3 separate regions of the Homo sapiens genome follow, and regions 1 and 2 are each linked to region 3. A link is a contact called in ENCODE Hi-C or POLR2A ChIA-PET data. All regions are on one chromosome and are shown on one strand. The core of a region is the stretch at or near the end of the contact, and the rest is flanking DNA. Distances in the headings are between cores, read along the strand shown.

Region 1 (2,700 bases), core at 189-2,688, 1.2 Mb after region 3:
AGGCGGAGGTTGCAGTGAGTCGAGACTGCGCCACTGCACTCCAGCCTGGGCAACTAAGCAAGACTCCGTCTCAAAAAAACAAAAAAGAGAAACATACCTAGCTATAGTCTAGCTTTACCTGTCTAGAACTTTCTATGATGATGGATTATTTTCTATGATAATGCTATATATCTGTGCTGTCCAATACAGCACACGCAAGCCATCTGTAGCTACTGAGCACTTGAAATGCAGCTAATATGAATAACTGGATTTTTAGTTTTATTTAATTTTAATTAATTCAGATAGCCATATATGGCTAATGGCTACCATATTAGATAATGCAACGTTAGATTAAGACCCAGTTTTCAGGGCAACATAACCACGGATATTTACCTGCAGCTATAAAATAATAAACATAACATGCAAAAGCAAAAGTACAAAAGAGGTGAGCATCAAAACATTGACATGCTTAATAATTATTGTCCCTTTTCTTCCACCCATCCCCACTCTTTTTTAGGGTTACTGGATGTCATACCTTTGTAATGTTTGTTTGGTTTTTAATTACTGCCACCGTTTTCTAAACACTACGTGCTAACTTAATTTGAAAGCCATCGCTCTGTCCCCTGCCCAACACACACACACGGTCCTCTGAGAAACCAAATTATAGAATAAATATACAAGATGCGTGTCACTCCCTGTCTCAAATTCCGCCTCTTGGAAACCTGGACCGACAGCTGGCTCTTTCGAGATCGTAGCCCTCGTCGGACACCTTCCCCATGGGGTTCTATGGACAAAGGGCGCCAAGGGCGTGGAAGGCACGGTTTTGGATTTCGTGGAGTAGAGGAAGAGCCACCCTCAGTGAATGTGTGGGTGTGTTCAGGCAAGGAAAGGAACCAGGCAGCAGCCACGAGGGAAGAATCAGTGACCGCGTACGTATACACGAGAGGAAGGAACAGATACCCAGGCAGGCCCCGAGTTACCTGCACATCCCCAGGGAAATAGAGGACGTGATGCTGGGGCGGCGGCTGCGGCTCCTCCTTCGCTGGGTCCCCGGGGAGGTCCTGCCGCTCCAGTCCCTCCCCGGCCGCCGCCAACAGGAGCAATTCGTTGCTGCGCTGCGGATCGGCTCCAGGCACGGTGGAAAGCTGCAGGCACTGACGGCGGCGCACCTCGGCCGAGAGGGAGCATCGCGCGCCGCCGCTGCCGCCCGGGTTCATGGTTCTGGCCTGAGAGCAGGACGAGGCGTTTCCGATTCCGAGCTGCGGCAGCAGGAGCAGCAACGGCGGCGACCGCAGGAGCCTGAACCCCCACATGGGTCGCCGCCGCGAGAGCGGTTCGGAGGTGGAGGGTGGCGGAGGGGTTCCTGAGGGAGGGACTTCAGCAGGCGGCTCAGCCGGCGGCTCAACGGTCGGCGGCCGCGGCCCGGCCGGGAGCCGGCGCTGAGGCGACGACGTCAGAGGCCGACGTCCGCGCGCAGCGTGCGTAAGGAAAGGAAGGGAGGGGTGTGGGCGAAATCGGTCTTGGGATCCCGGAGAAGACGGTGGGCGTGGCTTGAGGAAGGGCGTTTGTGATTGGTGGGTTCTGCCGCGGCCGGGAAGTTCGAACAGAAGTCTGGGGAAGAGCCGGCGAAGAGCAAAGAGATAATACAGTACTCCCAGCTATAGCAAGCGGCAGTTATGGAGCATGCGCAGCAGCAGGGGCGGCCGCAGGTCGCCGTTCAATAATACGTAATGTATAGACTTTTGAGTATACGAAGCTCCCTGTTTCTCTAGGTTCACCTGAGATTTATCTGGTCTTTCAGGGCTTAAAAGGGAGACATTCCCAAAGAAGATTCCGTGGGAAGTCTCCTACAAGCCCCGAAGGAAGGGAATCTCTCTCCTCATACCTTGAGTTTCCTGAGTACAATTATTATAGATATACGAAGATCTCTGTGCTCATGGAGAATTTGTGGTTAGATATGAAGCTAATTCATCTCTGTTTGGGAACAGGGTACATGATCTAGGACAGGAAAAAAACGGGGCGAGGCAGTACGCTTTACTTGGTGTTTTGCTATTTGGAGGTTTTCAAAAACTAAACAGTGTAGGAAAGTCATGTGTGTCCAGCAACTATCTGTGGCCAGTTGAGTAGGAATAAGATTTGGCGAAATGTATGCTCAGGCCTGTACTCCCAGCACTGTGGGAGGCCGAGGCGGAGGATCACTTGAGTCCAGCAGTTTGAAACCAGCCTGGGCAACATAGGGAGGCCTTGTCTCTACTAAATTTTTTTTTTTAATTAGCCGGGCGTGGTGGTGCATGCCTATAGTCCAAGCTACTGGGAGGGCTGAGATGGGAGATTGGATCGCTTGAGCCCAGGAGTTGTATGCTGCAATGAGTTGTGATCCCACCACTGCACTCCAGCCTGGGCAACAGAAGCAGACCCTGTCTCAAAAAATAAACCAAAAACAAACAAAACAGGGAAATGTGTGCGAGCGAGGATGAGATCCAAGTACTTGTGAGACAAAGCACTGTAAAGAGAATAATTAATGAAAATTACAAAAAACTACAGCCAACATTTGTTGAGGGTTTACTATAGGCCAGAAATCTAAGCACTTTATATATAATTGTTCGGAGTTTATATATGTGTATTTAAGCACACATACTGTTTTCTTTGGTCTACATATGCAAATAATAACAAATGGCTTGGAGTAGGAACATAAATGAGCAAATGATAAAATATGATTTA
Region 2 (2,700 bases), core at 63-2,562, 1.1 Mb after region 3:
AGTATGGGGTGGTGTATTGGTCGGCTCTGTCTAATAGCTGGCAGGAAGTTCTGCTCTTCTACCCAAGGTGACATTACAGCACTTTGGAAATGTTATCTCAATTATTCTTCAATCTTACCCATTTATTAATGTATTCAGCAAACATTCATGGAGTGCCTACTATGTGCCAGGCATTGTCTTGCCCACTTTGTAAATTTGAAAATTATGTTCAGACAAGATGAGCCATATAGCTTTTTCTTTCTGAGACAGGGCCTGGCTCTGTATCCCAGGCTGGAGTGCAATGGCACGATCACAGCTCACTACAACGTCCAACTCCTGGGTTCAAGCGATCCTCCCCTTCAGCCTCCCAAGTAGCTGAGACTACAGGCGTGTACCACCATTCCCGGCCCAGAAGCTTACTTTAAGTCAAGCAATGGCTGGAAGGCTCTATGTCTGGGCCACTAATCACGTTTGATCACTTGTATCCCAGTGAAGAAAACTCACTGCTAAGCACTTCTGCGAGCAATAGTTGAACTCATTAGAGACGGATAGGTCAATCAGGGAAATAAACAAACCTGCTTCGCTCCCTCGGAGAACTCTGTGATGCTGAACTCTTTGTCGAAATAGGCCCAGATAAGGAAGGCCTTAATTCGAGTCCTAACCCAGTTGATGGGGTTGGAGAATCCCAGGACGATCATCTTGGTTTTCTGGTGCTGCTGGGGCTTCTCCTCCGTGCTGTAGCTGCGCTGAGGGCAGGCAGGGAAAGAAGCGAAGGCTGCGGGGAGTCCCGGGCTGCTGAGCACTGGCCACCGGGAGCCCTGGGCAGGTAGCGCCGAGGCTGCCAAGGCCCTAGCGCTTCGTGGAAATAACGCCGCTCCCAAGCCGAGGCGACAGCGGCAGAAGTAGCAAAGTGTGGCCGACGGCAGCCTCACCTCGGCCACAGCAGGAGTCCGGAGTCGGACGGCCCCGCAGGGCAGCGACCGAGAGTGCAGGAACTGGGGTAGCAAACGAGCGGCCAGCGCCATTTTTATGACCCTTCACACCGGTGCCTGCCGGTGCTGTATGGAAAGGAAGTCGGTGGGAAACCGCCTCAGCGGTGTCGGAGAAAGAGACTGGAGAGCAAAGTGGACCTGTTGCTGCAGCCTCTGGTGAGTCGGCCCCGTCCCCGCTCTCCAGCACGCAGCCCAGGCCGAGGCCCTTCGGCAACCCGCCCCGCGCTCGGACCCAGCCACTCTGGAGTCTGCCGGCCTCGCGGACCTTTTCTCTGTCGCTCGTGTTTCCGGGCGGATGGCGCTGAGGAACGCTTTAGAGCCGAAGTTCCGAAGACCTGGAAGAGGGCAGGCGTGAGCAACCATGGCCGGGCAGCACCTCCCGGTACCCCGGCTGGAGGGCGTTTCTCGGGAGCAGTTCATGCAGCACCTCTACCCACAGGTGAGGCCCTCGCGCGGGGCAGAACCTCGAGAAACCAGCGAGAGACACGTCTTTACCTTTCGGACAGCTGGGAACTGGTTTTTAGAGACCCAGGGTGTGGGAAAGAGGCGCAGGACGGCAGCAGATCACTGGTTGGCCCTTAGACCAAGGGAAAGGTGCACGGGGGACGCCGACTGGCTCCTCTATTGAAATTTCCGGAGAAAGTCCCATGTTTCTGGGGAGCAAGATGATGGCGGAGAGCTGAGTGCGAGAGGTATTTTGCCTAAACTCTTTACTCCGCATCTGTCAGTCTGCTCCGAATTAATGGATTTGAAGGCACAACTTTTCACTCCACTGAGCCAAAAAGGAAAGCAATGGGATTCCCCCGGAAAACTCCTACTCGTCTTGAATTCTAACTTACTTAGGTTCTAGTTCCGACATTGGAGTCTTTTATACCTGTAGTTAGAACCTTAGGTCTTTAAAAGAAAACTCATAGAGAAATATTAGGGAAACAAAAAGTGCTTTTACTTGCAGTGCTTTTCAAGGGAGTCCAGACCTAAGAAAAACAAGGTATTAAAAGGAAAAATCCACAGGATTACAGTAAGTCAGTTTATGGTAGGAAAAATACCCAGCAATTTTCTTACCTGATATTTACATTTATAAGGGTGGTCATAGAATTACAGTTCTGGGGCCGGGCGCGGTGGCTCACGCCTGTAATCCCAGCACTTTGCGAGGCCGAGGCGGACGGATCACCGGAGGTCAGGAGTTCAAGACCAGCCAGTAGAAATCCCATCTCTACTAAAAATACAAAATTAGCCGGGCATGGTGGTGGCCCATACCTGTAATCCCAGCTACTCGGGAGGCTGAGGCAGGAGAATCGCTTGAACCCGGGAGGCGGAGGTTGCAGTGAGCCGAGATCGCGCCACTGCACTCCAGCCTGGGCAACAAGAGCTAAACTCGGTCTCAAACAAACAAACAAAACTACAATTCTGAGTGTTACAAAAGTCGGATGGGCTGGGCGCCGTGGTTCATGCCAGTAATCCTAACATTTTGGGAGGCCCAGGTCGGTGGATCACTTGAGGTCAGGAGTTCAAGACCAGCCTGGCCAATATGGTGAATCCCCGTCTGTACAAAAAATACAAAAATTAGCCGGGCGTGGTGGCGCACGCCTGTATTCCCAGCTACTCTGGAGGCTGAGGTCGGAGGATCTGCTTGAGCCCGGGAGGTCGAGGCTGCAGTGATCCATGATCCTGCCACTGCTCCAGCATGGGCGAGAGGGTGAGACCCTAGCTTAAAAAAAAAAAAGGCGGG
Region 3 (2,700 bases), core at 124-2,623:
TTCCTAATCACACCCCCCGCCATGAAAATTTAACACTACATATATACTGTATAACTGTTTATATACTGTGGCCCTTTGGAGGGACACAAATCATTGTAGTAACTAAGATTCCGACCCCGGCCCCACCAATTTTCAACCCCTTGAAATGTAAAATCACCCCTGTTAAGACTGCATGTTCTAAGTTATTGGCAATGCTTTATTTTCTAATCTAAGAGGTGGATACAGGAGTGTCTGCTTCTGTTAGTTATAATTTTTTAAAATGTATGTTTTATACACCCTTCTGTATATATACTTGACAATAAAAAATAAAAATAGAAAAATTGACTTAAATTGTGCTGAGGACTGAAAAATGGTGGTTATTTCCGTTTCAGAGCAGCTCAAATAATAACAGTAAGGAAATTAGTTAAATAAAGAAAAAACATGCAACCAAAAATTTTAAAAGCTATCTATGTCTGAAGTGAATCTAAAAGTCTCATGAAGATCAACCTCCACTAAAGGAAGCTGGCTCTAAGAAAATGTGCTGGTATCCTTTCCCTAAGAAAGAAATAAGAAGATAATGCTACTTCCACTACATGCAATTTTAGTTTACCGAAGACTATCAAGTATATATCTTAACTTCCTCGTATTAAAAACTGTGATTATATGAATATTAGAACATAAAAAACAAATGAACTGTTATTACTTTTAGTGATGCTGTTCTTCTGCCTTTGCGATCCAAAGGCAAACAAAGACAATTTTGCGTGTGGCAGAAGCGGGAACAAGCACCTGGATTTAACAACTACAGTAATGATCACTGAATCCTCCAACCACCTCTTCCTACCCCAACTCTAAACTAGGACTTCATTAGTTCTCGCCTGCTAGTTCTTTGATCTCCCTCCCAGCCTCCCATCCTTCTCCATTTAGTCTCTCCTTTTCTGCACTCCCCAGAATAGAGTCTAGCTCTTAATCCTAATCAACGGGCCTCCCACCAACTCCCTAATTTACCTGACAGCAATCTGACCTCTCAGGACACTCAACTCTGCAACCGGAGCCAACCGGAAACGGAGGTTGTCACCTCGAGTTTCTCACGGCAGGAAAGCGGAGAAGCCGCTTAACGTTCCGATACTGGGTTAGAGATTCCTGAATCAGGTAGAGACTACATGAGGGACGCTGGAAGTCGATTATTTTCCCAGTATATGTGCATCCTCAATCTGACTGAGGTAACAGATACTGTAGAAAAGAGAAGGGCGGGGAAGATAATATGTTGTCCTTGCTTGGGGACGGAATCCTTAGACACCGCACACAGGGCGGGGCTGCCGGCATACTGCAGCCAATAAGGGAGGCTGTTGTTGAGAGCGTGTTCTCACCCAATGAGAGGGTTGGTTGTTGCGCTGCAGTTGGCAGGCTGCTGCGGGAGGCGGCGGCGGTAGGAAGCCGGAGACAGCAGGGTGACAGGTAGGCGGCGGTGCTGTCTTTGGGGGAGGCAAAGTGCTAGATGAAGAGGGGTTTTCTTCTCCTTCGGCCGCGGAAACTACAGACGGGAGCTGGCGAGGGTGGTCTGGAAAGGCGGTAGCCGGTGTGTTGGTGGTCCCGGAACCTCTCGTAAACCAGGTAGCATCTTGGGAGGGTCGTGAGGAGGAGAAGGCGGCAGCCGAGGCGGGTGGAAGCCGAGCCTTGTGGGGCGACGTGGGGGCCCACCTAGGGCGTGGGGGCTGCGGTGGCGCCAGCAGAGAGGGAGGAGAGGCGGGAGCAAGGCGGTGTCGTGAGGGCTGAAGGGATTCTTTGCACAAAGCCCCAGGCGAGAAAAGGACACGGCATTGAAGACAGTTAAGAGAAATCCCAGTGATTGCTTCTTAGGGCCATTTCCTGGGGGTGGTGAGGGGGAGCGGAGAAGAAAAATATTTACTGGCGGTCAGATTCTGAACACTCATTATTGCTGTACATTATGTAATCTTTGGCTGTTATTTACCCAAACAACTAGGTTGTCCCTCCTGGGAGAGGAGGTCTTGCAACCTATTAATGTGTTAGAACACTTTTTTCATTGGCTTGAGTGCCATTTACATTGGCAGGTTCTCTAGGCGAAGGGTGGTAGCATGGAGGATAGAGTAGTCACGAAGAGCTTATCCCAATTATGGACTTGACAGATACTAGTTTGCGATGAATGTGGCCAGGTTCATGTTTTGTAGTTCGTGAATTTATTTGAGGGTCAAGGCTGACAACATTTTTTAAAGATCTTCAGAAAAGTGGGGAATCCTTTAAAAATGTACAGTAGGAGCTCAGTGTAAGTTGGAAAATGACTAGAAAATTAGTTGGTAGATCCCTTCCTCCCCCCAGGATATTGTGGAAGTTAGGGACTGTGCAAATAAGGTGGTGGTCTGAATATGGGGAAAAAAATAAACTTTTTTTTTTTTTGAGACGGAGTTTCGCTGTTGTTGCCCAGGCTGGAGTGCAATGGCGCGATCTCGGCTCACAGCAACCTTCGCCTCCCGGGTTCAAGCCATTCTCCTGCCCCAGCCTCCGGAGTAGCTGGGATTACAGGCATGCGCCACCACGCCCGACTAATTTTGTATTTTTAGTAGATACGGGGTTTCTCCATGTTGGTCAGGCTGGTCTCGAACTCCGGACGTCAGATGATCCGCCCGCCTCGGCCTCCCAAAGTGCTGGGATTACAGGCGTGAGCCACCGTGCCCGGCAGAAAAAAGTCAACTTTTAAGTAGTTTG

Evidence for each region. A loop is a pair of places that touch in the nucleus more often than their neighbours do. ChIA-PET counts read pairs that join two places held with the same protein, here RNA polymerase II (POLR2A). Pooled maps may share reads with other maps.
Region 1: a map of CD8-positive, alpha-beta T cell shows a loop between it and region 3 (12-fold over the local background). The contact joins the promoter of C2orf69 here to the promoter of HYCC2 in region 3. A Hi-C loop is called at or near these places in 2 of 168 maps with a recorded cell type or tissue (CD8-positive, alpha-beta T cell and naive thymus-derived CD4-positive, alpha-beta T cell) and 6 of 50 pooled maps.
Region 2: a map of naive thymus-derived CD4-positive, alpha-beta T cell shows a loop between it and region 3 (17-fold over the local background). The contact joins the promoter of TYW5 here to the promoter of HYCC2 in region 3. A Hi-C loop is called at or near these places in 1 of 168 maps with a recorded cell type or tissue (naive thymus-derived CD4-positive, alpha-beta T cell) and 6 of 50 pooled maps. POLR2A ChIA-PET finds 5 or more read pairs at or near these places in 1 of 52 experiments (T-cell).

The regions. Positions count from the first base shown.
Region 1 is chr2:199,910,031-199,912,730 of GRCh38, reverse strand. C2orf69 (chromosome 2 open reading frame 69) reads right to left here and starts at 1,438. Exons shown (of 2, transcript NM_153689.6): 1 at 960-1,438. The coding sequence starts at 1,292. It overlaps LOC101927687 (a long non-coding RNA gene), which reads left to right and starts at 1,585. Exons shown (of 4, transcript XR_923766.4): 1 at 1,585-1,706. RefSeq lists an enhancer at 1,117-1,306.
Region 2 is chr2:199,954,103-199,956,802 of GRCh38, reverse strand. It overlaps TYW5 (tRNA-yW synthesizing protein 5), which reads left to right and starts at 1,312. Exons shown (of 8, transcript NM_001039693.3): 1 at 1,312-1,410. The coding sequence starts at 1,333. It overlaps MAIP1 (matrix AAA peptidase interacting protein 1), which reads right to left and starts at 1,221. Exons shown (of 5, transcript NM_001394955.1): 1 at 555-1,221. The coding sequence starts at 1,004. RefSeq lists enhancers at 789-888, 909-1,068, 1,239-1,358, 469-1,668.
Region 3 is chr2:201,070,344-201,073,043 of GRCh38, reverse strand. It overlaps HYCC2 (hyccin PI4KA lipid kinase complex subunit 2), which reads left to right and starts at 1,373. Exons shown (of 13, transcript NM_001321623.1): 1 at 1,373-1,434. It overlaps NDUFB3 (NADH:ubiquinone oxidoreductase subunit B3), which reads right to left and starts at 1,043. Exons shown (of 3, transcript NM_002491.3): 1 at 985-1,043. RefSeq lists enhancers at 521-1,144, 1,281-1,370, 1,391-1,660, 1,145-1,770, 1,761-1,900.